Regions from separate parts of the Mus musculus genome. Here region 1 is linked to region 2. Evidence: chromatin loops called from intact Hi-C (ENCODE). Cell type or tissue: left cerebral cortex. All regions are shown on one strand. Each heading gives the region's core, and the rest is flanking DNA. Links, peaks and the distances in the headings are about the cores only. Region 1 overlaps Cnih3 (cornichon family AMPA receptor auxiliary protein 3). Region 2 overlaps Cnih3 (cornichon family AMPA receptor auxiliary protein 3).

Evidence for each region. A loop is a pair of places that touch in the nucleus more often than their neighbours do. Peaks named below come from ENCODE experiments on the same cell type or tissue, not always from the same donor. Only the 100,000 strongest peaks of a DNase experiment are listed, where the experiment ranks them.
Region 1: it touches region 2 in a loop (2.3-fold over the local background); 4 of 42 quality-filtered maps call a loop at or near these places.

Annotation. Positions count from the first base shown.
Region 1 is chr1:181,388,907-181,398,595 of GRCm38, forward strand. All of the region lies in intron 1 of Cnih3 (cornichon family AMPA receptor auxiliary protein 3), which reads left to right. Among named protein-coding and RNA genes, the nearest start is that of Cnih3, 41 kb to the left of the region's middle. In left cerebral cortex, for the core only: a CTCF peak has its summit at 4,495; DNase peaks (open chromatin) are centred at 4,545 and 5,099.
Region 2 is chr1:181,442,350-181,452,038 of GRCm38, forward strand. Cnih3 (cornichon family AMPA receptor auxiliary protein 3) reads left to right here. Exons shown (of 6, transcript NM_001160211.1): 4 at 7,621-7,733. Among named protein-coding and RNA genes, the nearest start is that of Ccdc121, 64 kb to the right of the region's middle. In left cerebral cortex, for the core only: a CTCF peak has its summit at 3,484 (motif pointing right); DNase peaks (open chromatin) are centred at 3,740, 4,375 and 4,978; H3K27ac peaks cover 1,076 bases.

The sequences.
Region 1 (9,689 bases), core at 2,714-6,713, 53 kb before region 2:
ACATCCTTACCCAGCATCGCTCTTATTCCAATGGGGCAGACGCTCAACCGGGAATCACTGCATGAAGGTCATGCTTCTCCCACTAACAACAAGCATTATTGGATTGCTTTCTGTTGGTTCAATCACACCGCCCCCGCCCCCTTTCATCAACACAGAGAGGTTTCTCTTTTCTGCTTCCCCAAGAGGGACTTCCGATAATAAACTCTCTTTTCCTGTGTGCTAGGTCTCAATGCCAGCTTGTTTGCATTCCTTAGCCTATCAACAGGGTTATCATATATTATTGAATATTTTTGCAAAGCAAGAATTGGCTTGCAAATCTGACCTGTGACTTCTGGGTTTTGTGAGGTAGCAGATAACTAACTGGCCTGTGGCCTCTCTCAGATCCTTCTCTGGGTGTTGTTCTGACAGATGGGGGTGGGAGGAGTGGAAGATGTTGATGCTGGACTCAGATCAACCAGGGGGAAGGCGTTGATGGGAAATCCTTGGCCATTGCCTGGGTGCTCTCTGCACCCAGTCTAACAGGTCTGACGAGAGTGAAGCAGACACAGCAGAGGGAAGTGCTATCAAGAGAGCATGGTTGCCCTGATCCAGGTATTTAGTCCCTTTGTAACTTGATGGGTACCAGCCAGCTCATGTAGGAAAGATGGAGGAGGGGCAAGGAGAAGCTTGGCCAGGCTTGTGCAGGAGAGGTAGGCAGGCACTGAGTAGAGCTTGGCCCTGGCAGGTAGGCTCTGGTTTCAGCAAAAAAGCCTTATACTGTGTAGTAGCTTGCTCTTCATGCCCAGAGTCTTCTGAGGATGCCAACCAAGATCAGGGGCCTTGGAATATCACATGAAGGTTGGCCCAGCAGGTCCAGCATTCTCTTCTCTAATGTGCCTAAGGCACTGTGGATGTGAGTTTGTCCCGACAGTCCTGTTACATGGATATTGAGAAGGCCAAGACTGTGGGAATGAGGCAAAAATTGGACTCGCCTGAAATGTCTGTATTCCTCTAATAAATCTTAAACATACACATGTGTACACGCATACACATATTTAGTGTGTGTTTATTTGGAAGTTCTTATATGTGAATGTGTGTACACCTGCTAGGGGTCAACCTTGGGTGTCATTCCTCAGGATCTGCCCATGTAGCTTTTTGAGCCTGGGTCTCTCCCAAGGAGCTGGCTTCCATTGCTTAGGCTAGGCTGGCTGTCCCACAAACCCCTGCAGTTCCTGAATCTGCCTCTTCAGCATTGGGTTAACAAGCATTTGCCACCATGCCTGGCATTTATGTAAGTTCCTGGGGCTCGAACTCAGTTCCCATGCCTGTATATCACGTACTTCGCTGCCTGAGACATCTCCCCAGTCCATTTCTCTATATTTATGGATCACCTTTACACATTCTTCCATAAACAGACCTGTTAAGGAAGCACGTGTCCTCCTAGTTTTGCAAATTTTTGTTCTATGAATCCAATAAGCTGTGGAAATTCTCAGCAATGGATGCTCAGGACCTGGCTCACTCATTGCTGCTCCCTAACATTCCTCCTAGAGCCAGCCTGGTGTCTGAGTAGGTCGGCTGTGCTGCTTGAACAAAGGGAGGCAATGGCGTTGCCTTTGAAATCCAAGCTTACGGATTCCAAGTGTCTTTTCGATGATGCTCGCTTACACTTCTTCACTAGAGAGTTTATTTTGGTTTTGTCTAATTTGAATAAGCAGGATCTTCTATATGCTGACCATACAGGGCTCCTTCCTTCCCATCTTAAATCAAGAGGGGCCTCAGGAGACACTTATTTTTAGACTCTGTGTGAAACCTGGTTCTGAGACAAGAATCAGCCAACATCCTGCAAAATTTAATTGGTTAAGTTCAGTAACTCTATATGGCACAGTAGGCCACTTCCTATAGTGGGAACACTCAGCAGATAATTCATTCTGTGGAATTCATTAGGAAGCAGTGTTGTTCAAACCCAGACATTCTGCAGGTGCATTGCTGAGATTTATTTTTTGTTAATGCCTCTGCCAAATGACCACATTGCAACAAAAAGCGTTTATTTGGAAGTTTTCTAGGCCAAGCTAGATCCACCAACCATCTCTATTTGGGGAAGGTAACTTGAGCCCAGGTTTTAGTCTCTTATGGGCTTAGGTGTCAGTTAAGGTCCCAGTAGGAAATGGTTCCACGCAGAGGAGTACTTGGGGACTGTGTAGTGATGGATTCTGTTTGGAAAGAGTGAGGAAGCTGTTGTCATCCTTTTGCCTTTCTCTTGCAACAAATACCTTGAGCAGGAAGGATTTTGCTGTTCATAGCTTTAGAGGGTCTGGTCCATTGTGACCAGGAGGCTGTGATGTAGCAGAGTGGCTTACATCATGGTGGCTGGATGCAGCACTTTCTGGATTCCAGCCTAGGGGATGGTGCCACCCATACTCATGAGGGGTCTTAGTTAATCTCTGGAAAGTCCCCATAGATACATGCAGAAGTGTGCTTTCTAGTGTCACAGACATTTGCATTCACCACTTGTCTTGTTATGTGATAAGATGTCCAATAAATGCAGCCTAAGGAAAGGACAGCTTGTCTTGGCTCACTGACTGCAGTCTGTCAAGGAAGCAATGGCTTGAGGTGGCTGTCATGTGCACTCACAGTCAGGAAGCAGAGAGAGAGAGAAAGAAAGAAAGAGAGAGAGAGAGAGAGAGAGAGAGAGAGAGAGAGAGAGAGAGAGAGAGAGAGAGAGAGGAGCATTAGATGGTGCTCCGTTTGCTTCCTCACTCAGCTGTGTACCCTAACTGGTAGAATGGTAGTGTCCACACTTAGGGTGGACCTTCTTACTCCAATTAACCCAATCTAGAAACTCCCTCATGGGCATGCTCAGAGATTTGTCTCTTACGTGATGTCAGATTCAAACTGACAATGTTAGTAATCACAGCAACTAAATGCAAGGGTTGTCCCTCTTCTTCTGTGTCTGTGTTTCGGTGATGTGTGTTGTGGATGTCGATCCACTCTCAGTCTTGGACACATTAAACACCTTCTCCTACCTGTCCCCTGTGGTCCTTCTCAGAACAAGAGTCAGGGTCATCCACTTTGCCTCAAACTCCATACATTCTGGTGTTAAGTCTTCCTCAGCCCGGGGACATCAAGAACTTCTCTTACACACATGTTTCTGCTTTTGCTGTGAAGTTTTAAGACATTAGTTTGTCCTTCCTTTTCTCAAATGTGAGTGAGCATCGCAGCCATGACATAACACCTCCAGACAGCACTTGATGTTCTTCTCCTAGCGGAACGACCATCACCGTTTTGCTAAAGATGTTGAGACTACTCCTCAGAGACCCGAGGTTGGACCAGTTGACATCCCCTCATAAAAGGAAGGAGCTGGAAGACCATCAGAGATCTCACCTGAGATTTCAGCCACTCCCACGTCCTCCTCCCCAAGCTCTGTGTAGTTTTGCTTTAATTAAATGTGCTCTTGCAGTCTCTGGAAAGTTAACTAAAAGGGAACAGCTCCAACTATATAGCTATGGGAGAGTCATCTCCCATATGTTGGGGTGAGACTTTCCATGGATAAAGTTGTGTTGGCTTCACCCACACTCCTTAAGTGACTCCCCTCGCCTGTGTTTTGTAAATAATTTCAATAAAGTCATTGGTTTACCACCACATTGAACCTGGGTGGAATGGTACCTGGTCTGTTGTTGTCCCATCTGGGATGAGTAGGTATTTGCTTACACCCCTCCAGGGAGAGTTCATGCAACCAGAGCCTCCCTGTTGGGTGGGTCCCTGAGGTCTGCTTAGGAAATTTATAGAGTAGAACCCAAAGGCTAGCTGCTTCCCTGGAGTGTTGCAGACAAAAGCAGCAGATGGGTCTCTCCAGGCCTGGGGGACTGTGGTGATGGAGCCTTGAACACAGGGCCCTCAGCACTGTGGAGAAGGCAGCTGGATACCTTGTGTGGCAGCTAAGGCGTTCTCCTTGGATTTAGAGACCAACAGCTCCATCCCCAGGCGCAAGTTCCAAAGAGATTACCGGAATATCCCTCAGGTGGCATTCCTTTAATGGATGATGAATGTTGAATATTTTTCTTGCCGGAGGCATGGACAGACAGTGTAACACTCCCGTGGTGCTCTACAGCTCTGCTGCTGAGTACGAGTAAGGAAGGAATGAGGAGCAAGCCAGGAGCAGACAGCACACAAGCATGCGGTGTGCAAGGACAGCGTGAGCAGAAAGATAATCCTGAGCGCTAATCACCGATTGGCTGGGTGGTCAGGAAGAGCAGGTAGCATAAAAAGCAATGAATGGGTCCACAAAGGAGTAATGGCAGCAAGAGAGAGCTTTGCTTAGATCAATGATGATAATGGACGATAGCAGTGTTGCGAACAGGGGAGGGTAGTAATGGTCTTGTCACCAAGGTTCTCAGACCAGCCCAAAGTAATCTATCACCAAATTGCAATCCTGGCCCCAGTGGGCATTGCCTCTCTCCTTCATGCCTTCCGGTCAGTTTTGTTGATGGATTGAAGCCTGGAGCAGCAGGCTCCCACCCACAGGGGTCACTGTGGCTCCAGGTCACTGCAGAATGATCAGATGTTATAGGTTGGTCCTATCCACCTTGCTTCTAGCACTGGCCCTGGGGCATGGCCACTGCTTAGCAAGCACTCCAGGAGTAAATAAGGCTAGTTCTTCACAGATGGCAGGTGCTGCAGGCCTGTTGGAGAGGGACTTGCTTAACAAAGGGTAGAACCCACTGGAGCCAGGAGAGAAGCAGATCCTTTGTCTGATGGAGAAAGCTCAAGGCAGCAGAACTGGTATGAGCTTGATTAGACAGAGGGTCATCTGGGCTGGGGGCTGTTACCCAGAGCCTTCCCTCTGTCTGTAGTGCTGGGGTTGGACAGAGAAGGGCTCCTTAGCCTGGCTGCATGGCAGAGAGGCTCAGGGTCCTACAGGCTGCTCTGCTGTCCTCCTGCTCCTGCTGCTCAGTGGCAGGGTCACCTCTGTTAACGAGCCAGTGTACACAGCCATCCTCATTATATACATCTCTTTGGGCTTTCCCTGACCTGGTGACTGTTGGCTGGAGGCAGCATGGCTCTGCAAAGAGTCGCAAATCAGCCAGGCTGGACACGGGCCAGAGTCCTGCTCCCTTGGCATCTCTCCTAGACGTGCAGGGCTCTGAGCTATCTTTGTCTGCTGGTGACTGAACAGCTATCAGAGGCACAGCACACAGCCCCAGAACTAGCTGCATCTGCTAGTCTGGCCCAGACAGGGGTTGAAGATGCCAGCGTGTTCTGTGTTCAGGTTATGTTCTCCATGTCGGTCCAGGGACAGGGCAGCCGAGGTCTCCCTTGCTGGTTTGTCTGCTGATCGTAGTCCCCAGCTGTGACAGGGTGAATGAACCCTGCAGTCTCTCTCACCTACCTGCTTTCTTTCCAGTTGTTACCTGTGTCTTCTCCATAGTGACAGCTTTCACTAGACTTAGATTGTCAAGCTGATGACTTTGCCTTAGACCAGGGATGAAGACTCATAGTCAGGAGTATGGGAAAAATATCTCAGGGACAGCAACCAGTTAAGAAAGTGGCATCATTACCTACTGAGCACTGGCCCTGGGACTCTTTGTCTCTTTGCTTTATATATGTTCCTTCTTCTCCTTTTTCTTCTTCTTCTTTCCTTCCTTTTTCCTTCTTCCTCCCTCTCCTCCTCTTCTCTCTCTCCCCTCTTCTCTTCCTCCTCTTCTTTTCTCTCCCTCTCCTCCTCTTTCCCTCCCCTTCCAGCCATCTCTGTATGTTTTCATGTGTATATGTGTGCATGTGTGAGTGGTCACGGGTACACATGGACACATTTTAAGTGGTCCTCACGCTCACATGGAAAGCCCTTCAGTATGGCGAGCACATTTCTGAGCTGGCCATCTCTCTAGTCCCCATCATTTCTTTTGCTCCTTGCAGTGGCTCTGAGATAGGAACTATAATTGTCCTTTCTTTATATTTGAAGTGATGGAGGTATTATTGTTCTTTTTTTTTATTATTTGAGGTAACTGAGGTTTGGAAAGGTTAATAAAACTTGCCTGCAGTCACACAAATCAGTGAGACAGATATTGAATCCCAGCAGGGTCCCTGTGACTCACACAGAGCCCGAGCTCCCTGTGGAGTTGCCCCTCAGTGTGGACACAGAGGGAGTCCGTGCTCAAATCTAGCAGAATTCTCATTTCTGTACTCTGTACTGTGGGCTAGGCCTCTTCTCCACACTCCCTGCAGCCCGCTGAGGCAGGAACATTAGTCTTCTTATTTTATAAACAAAAAGGTCACAGTCTGGGGAGGTAAAAGGTACATTCAAGGTCAGGGAGCTAGTGATGGGTAGGTAGGTACCTATAAAGATGGAAGATACAGGGACTAGGGGTAGCTCTGCTTGTAACATGAGGGGCATATGGGAGGTGTCTGAGAGAATGGTAGATGAGGGACCACAGTGATTGTGGCTGAGTCAGCCTTCTTTAGCTGTGCTCAAGTGTCTGGCGTGATTGGCTTAAAGGAGGGGAACTTCTGACTCACAGTTTGTAAGTTTTAGTTATCGGTCAGTTCCTCTCCTGTTTTGGGACCTGCGATGAGGTCATTGTGGGGAGGCTGTGCTGGAGCACAGCTGCTTGCCTAGAGGAAAAGAGAGAAAGAAGAGAGATAGGGCAGGTGGTGGGGGGATGATGGAATATGAAGGGCTGAAATCCCACCAATATGCCCTTCAAGGCCATGTCCTAATGACGTAACTTCCTCCCACGAGGCCACACCTCCTAATGATGTAACTTCCTCCCACTAGGCCACACCTCCTCAAGCTTCTACCACATAGCACCACAGGCTGGTGACAAAGCCTTTAACATATAGGCCTTTGGGGACATTTAAGATGTATATTATTATGGCAGTATAAAGAGATCAGAGGATCATGGGACTGAATGTGGTGTATTGGTGGTCGGGGGTCAGATATACAGGAGCAGCAGACAGAAGGGTGGGTTCCATTTTATCCCTAATCATTGGCCCACTCTGCCTAGTCTAAGTGGCTCTGCCCCTTTAGACTCTGCTATGGAATTGGCCTGGTCCCATCTTGTTGGCAGGCCATAGCACAGGGATCCCTGCTCAAGATAAGAGCAGCCGCTGCCCTGTGACAGTAACAAGCTGTCCTGTGTGTGCTGTCGGGGAGATGCATCTGCTGACCCTGCTTCTCCAAAGGGCCCCACTAGATGAGACTGGTGGAGTCAGGACATGACTGAGATCTCTGTGTTGGCTTTAAAGTGCTTTCCTTGGTCTCATTAGCTCCTGGGCACATTGTTTGGGTATCCTTAGATGACAGAGGGCTGGTGCCAAGCCTGCTGGGTCACGGCCCATGTTGGTATTGATGGGTGTACTATGAAGTGTTCTTTATTCCGTCTCATAAGGGAAAGTGAATCTCATTAGCAAAGGCCGAAGACAACTAAGGAAGAGGGTGAGTGCTGGACTCCAGATCTGACCCTTTGCTGGCTGGCTCTGGGCATTACAGAGCACAGACTATCCAGTGACAACGTTATGAGTGATAGCTACTTTTTGATTATGCTTCATGGTCCTCGATGGCTGAGCAAGGACTGGGATAAATGCTTGGTACTTCATAGAGCCCCAAAACAACTGTCTGAGTCTAGAACCAGTGCTCCATCCTTCCCAGGAGCACATGAGACATTTTCCTGAGCAGCTTAGAATCAGCAAGGGAAGAGACTTAGGTAGTACTCAAGCTGCACTCATTGGTTGGGCGCTCTGTATCCCAGCCAATCAAAACGCTTCCGTAGCCTGCTTGCCTTCCAAATGTTGGCACTCCCTGCTCTAACAGGACCCCAAAGCTTGGGATTTTTCTGAAGGCATTGCTTCTATTGGAACAAGACATGGAGAGGAAGTGAGATGGTGTGTTCTGTGTCTTTCATGCACAGGTTTGGGGACTTATAGGAGGAAGCTACTTTTCTGGGGGGAGTGTTTGTTTGGGGTCAGAAATGGTCTGACCCACGTTCTCAGGTGGTGCTCACAGCCATTTCCCCCAGACTCAGACTCAGATTGCGGGTGCAATGCTTTTGGTATTTTGAAAACAGGTGTATTAGTTCTCTGGTGCTGCCTAACAAAGCACTTCTTCCTACATCAGGTAGATTACAACGAGGGCTTACTCTCTGCTCTGAAAGCTTAGTGCATGAAGACGAGGCCCGAGGCCCGGCAGGGCCACAGCACTAGAGGACCCTTCTTGGCTAGTGGCAACTCCTCAGTCTTTGGTGTCCCTTGGCTGAGAGCTGTGTCACTCTAATGACTATCTCTGCCTGCCCTTTATACTATATAATTGGCCTTCTTTGTATGTCTAGTTTTGTCTCTCATAAGGACACTCTTAGTGGACTTAGGGCCCCTGCTCTAGCATGCCTTCAACTTTTCTAATTAAATCTGTAATGACACTAAGTAAGCTCATGTATTGAGGGTCCAGGTGGACATGACATTTTGGGGTCAGTATTTAGAAAGAAGAAATCAAGTGTGTGACCTTGATGGTCCTAATGCCCCAGGACTCTGAACATAGAACTCAGTTCCTCTAGGCCAGTGGTTCTCAACCTATGGGTTGCACAACAATCCCTTTGGGAGTTCAATGACCCTTTCACAGGGTCACCTAAGACCATTGGAAAACACAGATATTTACATTATGATTCATAACAGCAGCAAAATTAAAGTCACGAGGTAGTAATAAAAACAATTTTTATGGCTGGGGGTCATCACAACATGAGGAACTGTATTAAAGGGTCTCAGCATTAAGAAGGTTGAGAACCACTGGTCCAGGCTGAGTTTCTAGAGACATAAGATCCGAGCTCATGTGTCAGAACTCTTTGGACGTTGCCTGCCAGTGCTCACTTGCCCTCCAAGGTGGTTAGCCCAAGCTTGTGCTCTGGTTTCTTGAGTCTGACTTGCTAGATTCATGGTGTATTTTCCGTGTTGCCTCTGTACTACCCAGCATCCACTGCTGCACAACTTCATGCTTGTTCATGTGTCTTCAACCCTCCCCCCACAACCCTGGTGGAGTTCTTCTTGTCCAACCTTTGTCAGAATGCAGCCAGCCCTGAAAGTCACCTGCGAGACACATCCCACACTGGTCCATGTGAAGTCTTCAGTGAGGCCCCCTCTCTGCGGTGCCTCTGCACCAGGCTTTGTTCTTGACTTGTCTTACCTCAGCCTGTCTTGTTCCCTGCTGGCCCTTCTTTGTCTCCCATCTGCCAAACCTTATCCTCCTTACAGCAGAGCCTACTTTTCTGGAATTTTTTTCTTCTACTGTGTGGGTCTGTCTTTATTGTCAACTTGACACAACCTGGAGTCTTTAAAAGTATACCTGTTTTTTAAGATTTATTTTTTATTTTATTTTATGTCTATGGATGTTTTGCCTGCATATATATCTGTGTACCACATGTGAGCTGGTGCCTGTGGGGGCCAGAAGAGGGCATTAGATACCCTGGATATGGAGTTACAGACTCTTGTGCTACCACATGTGTGCTGAGACTCAAATCTGGGATCTCTGGAAGAGCAACATGTGGTTTTTTTGGTTTTTTTGTTTGTTTGTTTTGGTTTTGGTTTTTTGAGACAGGGTTTCTCTGTATAGCCCTGGCAGTCCTGGAACTCACTTTGTAGACCAGGCTGGCCTGGAACTCAGAAATCCACCTGCCTCTGCCTCCCCAGTGCTGGGATTAAAGGCGTGCGCCACCACGCCCGGCGCAACATGT
Region 2 (9,689 bases), core at 1,828-5,827:
CATCTTCTACAGAGTGTTGTGTGGTATGTGATTTTTCTAATGAGTCAAAACAGGAGAACTTCCCCAGTGGGCAGCCTGGGAAACAAGCTTTTTGTGCAGGTGGTAACTGGCATGGATGCTCAGTGCATGGCAGAGCAGGTGCTGAGGCTCCCACGGGAGGCAGCAGGGGGACTGGAGGTGCCCAAGTCAGTTAGAGCCAGTAAACCTGGAAGCAGAACCCAAGGAGTAGGGAACACCAGAAGGGTCAGGCCACACCCAGGCCTCTGGGTGGTAGAGGAATAGAGGCCCAGTCTGTCCAGAGAGGACGTCCCTGTAGGCCCTAAAGAACACCCAGAATCTCCACGCCCTGATGAGCATTGGGATCCACAGAGGAGAAGGGATTTTCTTGTCTTCAGATCCTGAGCCTCTCAGGCAGGCAACCGCTTCCCTCACCTTTGTACCACACTTTACTCCATGTTCCTGGTACAGGGGAATTGGGGGCAGGGGTAGGGGCAATGTATTAGCTTTCCTTGAAGACTGTCCCCACCATCTGTGGTCAGCCATGAGGATCTGATTTTGGCTATGGGTGGTCGACAACCAAACATTTTCCGGACATTTAGGAGGGTTTCTGGCAGTGGCGGGCCCTGAACCACACCTGTAGCTGATGGTGCAGATATAATTGGTGACTATGATTCCAGGCTGTAATTCTGTGCCGAGTTACTCAGCGACATTGGCTTACCACTTAGAAATAGCTGGTGAGCCTTGGTGCAGATTCCAGATAAAAACACCTAACAGTTCTCTAACAGACAGAACTCAGTCAACTCAAGCCTGGGTCTCAGCAACTGACTTCCCTGTACCAGCTGAGGCTGGGATCCCAGTTCCTGAGAGATGTCAGGGCTAAAGGCTGGACTGTCTTTCCTGAGCGTCAAATGCTTTCCCCAAGGCTTCACCGCTTGGAGTAACCACATGAAAGAGTCTTCTTCAGAGCGGGCAGCTTCAGAGCTTCCTGGCAGCACTCAGAGAACTTTATCCTAGTCTCACGGGACAGCAGAATCCTATCTGTTTCCTATCGATGCAGACCTTTCTCTCCGTGCTCCCAGCGCCATAACACAACACTTGTGATACTCAGCTTATGAGGAGGAAAGTTTTATTTTGGCTACAGGGTCTTTGACTGGTCAGCTCTGTTTTGGGTCTGTGATGGAGCACCATAGCAGGAATGTGACGGAGCAAGCAGATCTGCTCACTGCATAGCCAAGAAGCAAGCAAAAGAGAGATGTGTGTGTGTGTGTGTGTGTGTGTGTGTGTGTGTGAGAGAGAGAGAGAGAGAGAGAGAGAGAGAGAGAGAGGGAGAGAGAGAGAGAGAGGGAGTCTTACAATCCCCATTAAGAGCACACCTCTAATCCCTAAAGACCTACCTCCAGGCTCCACCTCACCCAGTAGTGCCTGGGGATCAGGCCTTTAACACATAGTCCTCTGGGGGACATTCAAACTATAGCAGCATCCTGTCTCCCCTTGCTCTGGTAAGTCAGTCAGAGCCCAGGGCTGCTGCGGATGATTGCTCATTTGAGAACACTTATGGATGGATTCTAGGCTGCAGGTCAACAGAGGGTCACCCCGATTCTGTTTAGCCAGGGAGGGTGTCTGTGCTAGGGTCACGTGCACTGGCAGAGACACAGGCTTGACAGGCAAGTCACTTAAGCAGCCTGTGGCTTCTTTCTCTTCCCACCTGGGGAGACCGGACGCTGGTGTCAAGGATGACCAAGGAGTCTAGATTGAGAAGTAGGAAGCCAAATCTGGCTGTGAGCTGTTTCACCGACTTTCAGGGAAGAAGGGCCAGTTGCTTCCTGAGTAGGGAATTCTCCAAGATGTTTATTCACAATATGAAGATCATCCTCATAACTGCAGGGGCATTGTCCTCTGATGCTGGCTTGCCATCTGAGAGTACCATCCTTCCTAGTCCGGTTTACATCCTCCCAGCAAGTGTGGTGCTTTACAGATAAGGGAAATAGGGCCTGGTGTTGTTAGCTGCAGTTCTTCATATCATAAGGTTGATCCTTATGTAACCAGAAGGAATTTACATAATGCACATCATTGCAGACCAATGTGTATTAGTTGAAAGGCTTTGTTGAGCTGACAGGCAACACTGAGAGCTGGGAGACAAACCTTGCGGCTTCCATGGTCTTCAATCTGAACTCCAGTCTGGATCTTCAGTGGACCTTCCATGGCTATGTGCATTCCATGGCTGTGAGCCTTCCATGACCGTGGGCCATGTTTGTGTCTTTTAGAGATCTGGTCCCCTGGCTGGGGAGATGGCTCCATGAAGGAGAGTGCTTGTGTGGCAAGCATGAGGGACCGAGTTCAGATCTCCAATAAGCACAGAAAAAGCTGGGTGTGGCTGTGCACAACTGTAACTCTAGCACTGGGTAGAGTGGAGGCAGGAGAATTGCTGGGACTTACAGCCTGCTAGCCTAGCTAGAAGAAAAAAAAATGGAGATGCACTCAAGCTTCAGTGAAAGACTTTGCCTCAAAGTGTAAGGGAAGAGTGATAGAGGGTAGCAGTGACCCCATCTGGCCTCTGCGTGCACACACACACAGAGATATGTGAAGTCGAGAGTGAGTGAGCACATGCATGTGAGCGCGCGCGCGCGCACACACACACACACACACACAGACACACACACACACACACACACACACACACACACACACACACCTCCTTCCAGAAATCCTGCCTTCATGGGACTCATATGGGTTGCCTACCTCTCACTATCTGCCCCGTTCCCTAGCTTTAGGGGTCCCCCTCATGCCAAACATATTACTTCCACACTTCTGGTATGGGATATAGACATCTACTCTCTACTTCCTCTTCCTGTGAGGCTATGAAAAGTCTCTCCTCCTATCTACCCTGCCCTCTGTACCAGCACACTGAAGAGAAACCCCAAACTGTCATGTGGCATTATTCTCCCAAGACCTGTGTCCTGGCAGCCAACGGTTGGTCACACAGACAAGTGAGAAGCCGAAGTGACAGGGAGAAAATATTTAGACCATGAATAAAAATAAAGTTAAATCTCGCTTAAAAGGAGACAACGGTTCCTTCTCTCCCAGAATCTAGCACCATGGGCATGTATATTATTATCTAAGAGCGAATTTAATCAAGGAAAAACAAAACTGATTTAAAAAGAGTCTTAAATTCTAGACTATAATTCTACTCTCTTTTGGTATTGATTTTTATACAATATGTTTTAGTTGCTCGAGATGGCTAAAACCAAGTCCTTAATGCGTTCTTTAGTTACCAATAAGAATTTACATATTTTGATGGACAAAAAATAAATTTAATTTTAAAAATTCCTGGGAAAGCAAGGATGTGGGTGAATGCATGGTGGATGCCAGAGAAAGGAGACATGTCTCTGCTGGACAGGAGCCTGTCTTCTGGGACAGAGCTATGCTAGACAGTTCTTACACTAGCTTTGGGGGCAGCACAGGGGTGCTGGCCTGTAGGGGGCAGTAGAAATGGAAAACAAGAGTAGATCAAAGTGCCCTGTAGAAGTGACCATGTCAGATTTGTCTTGTTTCCAGGCTGGCTGATGAGAGAGAGGAAGCAGAGGTGCTCTTAGGACAAACTAGAGGCTCGGGAGAGGTCTGCAGGGACTGGGAGGAGGGGTGGGAGTGGAGTGAGGACTCAGGAATATCCAGATGGGAATATTTGCCAGCAAACAGAAACTGACTACTAGAATCTGGGCAGTAAGTCAGAAGTGTAATGAGCTTGGCAGGTACCCCAGTCCTACCTGGCATCAGGCCTGCCCTATACACTCTTAAATAAGTGGCCCATTTGGTGGCTTGTGAAAGGGCTACACAAAATAGTGAGTTCTTTGTTTTATTGTTGTTGGTTTTCTTTTTCTATCTTTGTGTGTGTGTGTAGTGTGGGTGTGTTTAATGTGTGCATGATAGAGGTGTAAGTGTATATATGTATGTGTATATACACGTGTATGAGCAAATGTGTGTGCACACATGCCCATGTGTATGTATGGGTATGTAGAGAGCAGAGGTTGATGGCAGAGATCTTCCCTTGGTCACTCTTCTTAGTCAGCCACGAAGCAGGGTCTTTCAATCAAATCTAGAGCTTGCCCTTTATAGCTGGTCTTGTAGGCTAGCTTGCTCTGAAGATCCTGTCTCCTCCCAATTACAGGTGGGACAACCATGCTTACCTGATATTTATGTGGGTTTCTGGGGATCCAAGCTCTAGTCCTTGTGTGTGTGTGTGTGTGTGTGTGTGTGTGTGTGTGTGCAGCAAGTGCTATAATCACCGAGCAGTCTCCTCACCCCCTCTGATTTTGCTAGTCTCATGGCATGCCAACTTTTCCATGCATATTTAGATTTATTCTTCCTTAACAGTGGTTCTGGCTTCATGACAAACCCTTCGGCTATTCTCAAGTTGGCAGGCATTGCTTGTTAGGTTTTGTTTTTTTTGGGACCAGTTCTCACCATGTAGCCTGTCCCCTTAGCCCAGGATCACAGGCATGTATGTGTAGGCTAGCCTGACTTTAACTGTCACCTTTTCAGAACCCCACAATGTCTATAGTGAGATCATTCTTACTATTTATAACTACAGAAAGCAGGATATGGGGTCTCAGACTGTGGTCTACATGAAGTGGTGTCTATTTATAACTCATTCAGTGAATCACGGGTATCGGTACCATTCAACAGCTCGGCCAGAGGAAACAGTGTCTGCCGGTGATAAGGGATGGAACTAGCCATGGGCATGCTCAGAGTTTCAATCTACCTTTCTATACTTCCTCTGGTAGGTTCAAGCGTGGGGCATATTTCTATAGCACTTATTCGGTCTGAGCTGGGAGCAACCCAGCTGACTACCCACCAGAATAAGCCTGATGCATGCTTGGTGGCCTTCCACCTGGTACTCAGCATCAGGAGCATGTCACACTAGCCTCGGTGGCTTATTAAACCAAGGTCCGGAAGGATGCTCAGGAGGATAGAGAGGGGAGAAGAACACAGCCTTGCTTTTCTCATTGATTTCTCATTCCGAGGCTCTGACTACATCAGACAAGATGGGCCAAAGTGTGTCATAGCAAGAAGGAACATGTGACTCTCAGTCGCTCAGAACAACAAACGTTTATGACTTGCTCTCACTCTGCCCATCGAAGGCTGCCGGGGTGGGGGGGTAGGGGTGGGAGAGAGCCCTCTGTCCTCACTGGTGGTGTCAGGATGATGAAGTATACCCGTTGTTATAACTGTTCTTTGTGATGTCAGAGGAAACAAAATAGGACTTTGGGGGCATTTCTTATTGGCTGTTAAGTGTTCCAGGCTTCTCATATAGTTTCCACTCATGGCCCCTGGGGCCCCTCCCAGCTGCTGGGATCGGGGATGTCTTATGTTGCAAAGGCCAAGTAGTGGAAAGGCACAGATGGTCTAGGGTGAGGCATGGTACGGGCCAGCGCGGGTAGCCTGGCTAAGCTCCATTTGGTCTGAGAGGAATAAGGTCCCTACATTGTCCACATCACTGTGAGTAACATGGGATGCCTGGAGCAAGAGGAGGGGCACAGGGGCATTGCAGCCACTTGAAGTCTCCTGGGGTTAGGAACAAGTCTGCTCAGGATTTTAGATACTGAGAGGCAGTGGGAAGACCCACACAGAACAGCAGGAGGGTTTCCCCCTCATCCCTAAAAGTCGAGCTGGCCTCTGTTAAGTGTTTTCCTTCACACAGGGGATGGTAATAGATCCTCCCTGTCAGTCACAGCTTCCATTATCCACCAAGTCCCAGAGAACAAGGAGCAGTGTGATGGATAGAGGGCATGAATTCTGAACTGTCATCATTCAGAGGTTTGGCGTTGGCACTGGAGACGGGGATGGAGCTGTACTAGATGATTCAGGCCTGTCGTCGCTGTCTCTGAGCATGTTAAGTACTTGGCATAAGTGCTTGGATGTGCATGGTGGAGTAGGGCTGGCGTGCTAGCTCTGAGAACGTGGGCTTGCTCTAGGCATGGTAGGTAGCCAGGGTACAGATGAAGCCGGCAAGCACAGCTTTGAGGTTCTCAAAGGAGGAATGACAGCACATGGCCTCTCTTACTACATGGTTGAGATTCATAGGTGCAGTGCCTGGTTTATCCACTGAAGTCATGACCCCGGAGGGTTGCCTCTTGTGCTCTGAGTCCATGCTGAGCCTGAGTTAACTTAAGGTTAAGGCAGCTTGTCCTTCACCAGATGCCGAGAACAAACACAACCCCTAGTTACAAAATGCATCTCTCACATGTATGCCTGTATATGTATTTATTTAAAATCTGTGAATATGTCCTTATCTTCTGCAGGGGCCTACTGGTCAGGTAGCTAGCTCATTTGCTTACAGTGAAAGAAAGCTAGTGTCATGTTCTATACCAAAGCGAGTTGGTCTGAAGCAGTTGCTCCCACCCATGGAAGTCTAGGGCTATGACTACAGACTCTATCTCACGGGCAATCTAGCCATGCTACAGACGTATGTGGTTGGTCAGAACAGTACATTTGGTCACATGTAGGCTGTGGGGGTGGCCTCTATGAGCAGGTCAGAAAGCTTGCTATGTAGGGTAGGTGAGATAGCTCAGTGCTCTTAAGTTTGATAGCCAGAGTTCTAGCCTTGGGACCCACATAGTAGAAGGAGAGAATTGTTTCCCACAAATTGTCTTCTGACCTTCAAACATGTATGCAGGCACACATGCATTTACATACATGTTCACGTGTGTACACACACACACATACATACACACAAATGTTGGTTTTTTTTTCTTTTTGGTCTACAGTCAGTGACTTAAAACTTAAGTATTTTTTAATGTAAATTTATAAAAAGGAATCAGGTATGGGCTGAGGGTTGCTGGGGAGGATAGCCGTGATTCCTTTAGAATGGCCCCTGAAAGACACAGTTTGTTGGATCAGAGCAATCACGATGGTCAAAGTGAGATGTACAGGCCATACATACACGTGTGTGTGTGTGTGTGTGTGTGTGTGTGTGTGTGTGTGTGTGTGTGTGTGTGTGTGTGTGTGTGTGATTTCTGTCTACAAGAGTGTGCTTGCATACTTATAGCTTTCCTTACTGGAAAGGGTTGATTGTCTACCTTCTAGTCATCTTTAGTTTTCAGTTTTCATTTATACCACATGTGCCTACCCAGGAGGGGTGTCTGTCTTCTTCCATCTGTCCCCCTGCATCTCCCTGGGGAGTCTGAGCTCACCTTCTCCCTTCTCACAGAGGCCACCTCTTTTCACTATTGCTCCTTGGCATTTCTCTTGTGCTCGTCTTGATTAGCCTATCACCAGCCTTTCTGTTTTCCTGACCTTCTTGTATTATAAACAAACACACCTATTAGCTAGCGGAGGGCACAGAGGAGCCAGCAACACAGCACAAACAGATGGAAGGTGACACAGGACACTACTAGTTTCTTCAGACAATCCAGATGCTAGGCAACCTCCTCCCCTTTTCCCAGGCCTGGACAGAGGGCCTGTGTCTACTCTGGGTTGGGTCTAAAACATGGAGCACTTCCCAAAGTGATCAGTCACAGGGAAGTGACCATGCTGCAGGGAGCACCTCTGCATGGGGGACAGTGAGTGGGTGGAGCACTGCCTCCCTCTAACCGGGCCTGTGTGTCTCTGCTTCCTCTCCAGCTGGTGCTGCCCGAGTACTCTATCCACAGCCTCTTCTGCATCATGTTCCTGTGCGCTCAGGAGTGGCTCACCCTGGGACTCAATGTTCCTCTGCTTTTCTATCACTTCTGGAGGTAGGTCTGCCTGGGCCCCGCCCATCCTCCATCACCTCTGCACCCAATGACAGTGTGCCCACAGAGATCAGCCACCGGGTGCCTTCTTTTATCCCCTTGTAAAGAAACCGTGTTCTAGATACAACTGTGTTGTGATTACGAACTCTGACCAAAAGCAAGTAGACTTATGTAATACAGGTTATAGCTCATTATTGAGGGGCAGGAACTCACGTAGATGCTTGAAGGCAGAAACAATAGAGGACTTTCTGGCTTCCAGGCAGACTCATGTTTACCTAACTTTCTTACATAACTCAGGAACACTTAATTAGGGAATGGTACCAACTACCTTCAATGGGCTGGGCCCTCCTACACCAATAAATAGTCAGAATGATCCCTCATAGACACACCCTAAGGTCAATATGATCTACTCAGTCGAGACTCTCCTGTGATTGTGTCAAGTTTATAAACAAAGACATGTAGAACAAACTGACTCTCCTGAGCTTGAAGTAAGTCCCTCTTGGCTCCGTTCTGGAACCCCGGTCCTGCAGGTGAACATGAAATGCAGCTACAATGTTATTCACTGGAGCCAAAATAGGAAAACAGTACCGACTGTTAGCTGATGCATCCATAAAGAAAATGTGGTGTATCCATACAATGGAACATCTGTGTGGAAATTAAGAAGGCAGAAAGTACTTAAATGTTCTACAATGTGGATGAGCCTCAAATAAAATATAAGTTAAAGATATCACACCCAATAGCAACACATTATATGATTCTTTTGACATAAAATTTCTAGAATAGTCAAATCTATAGAGACAAAAGGTAAACAAGTAGTTTCCAAAGGAGGAGGGGAAATAGCAATAGCAAACAACTGCTCATGGGTACAGGGTTCTCTCTCTGTCTCTCTGTGTCTCTGTCTCTCTCTCTCTCCTTCCCTTCTTCCCTCCTTCCCTCTCTCCCTTTTTCCCTCCCTCCCTGTAAGGGTAATAAATATGCCCTTAACTTAGACAGTAGTGATAGATGTGCAACTCTACAAACATGCTAACACTCATTGAATTGTATGTGCACTTTAAAAGGGCAAACAGTATGATGTGTAAACTGCTTCCTTTTTAAAAAAAACTCACCCACCAGTTGCACTAGGTTTTCTGGGCAGTTATGATGCCAAGTCTTTTTCATGTAAGAGTGTGCTTTGGCTCAGTCAAGTGGGTTTTCTGTAGGATGGATATGGAGCAGAAGTGAGAAATACCAGAGAAGTGGGGATTGTAATTGTGTGGATCAATTATCCTCCTCAAACCCTTTAATTCCGGAGCTCTGGATGCCCAAGCCAGCTGGTCCATCACTGCCAGTTTCACCAGCAAACATGGGGAGCACACACTGCTTGCTAGACATTGAGGGGAATTCCTAGATGAAAATATGTGTGAATCTCTATCCCAGGAATATCCTTGCAAGCAGAAGGAAGTATATTCTTATCAGATATATGAGGATATATGAAGATTCCCTGTAGGAATGTAGAGAAAGAGACACATTGGTCCTTACAGTGTGGGAAAGTCCAGAAAAGTATGTGCAAGGGCCCAGAAATGAGAGAGAGCACTTGGCATGTTTAGGGGACACTTATTGCGTCTTTCTGCACCGTCGGATGGGGGCTCCTGGAGGCTGCAGTGGTTAGGCAGCTGGCAATCTCATACTGAGAACCTGAGAAGTGCTGATACAGAGCCTGGAACCTGTGTGGACTGGAAAACCAGGAGGGGTTCTGGTGAAGAAAACTGGTGTTACTTGATTGAATTTTAGAAGATTATCTTGGAAGAAGTGTGAGGATGAGCCAGAAGGAGATGTATCAAAGACAACATCTAGTTAGGAACTGGACAGGACTCCAGGTGAAGAAATAAAGGGGATGACACAGTGGGGAGCCATCCTACCTCATGAAGATTGGCTCTGTGAGAGAACTGAACTGGAAGTAAAGTGAACAGGCTCTGACCA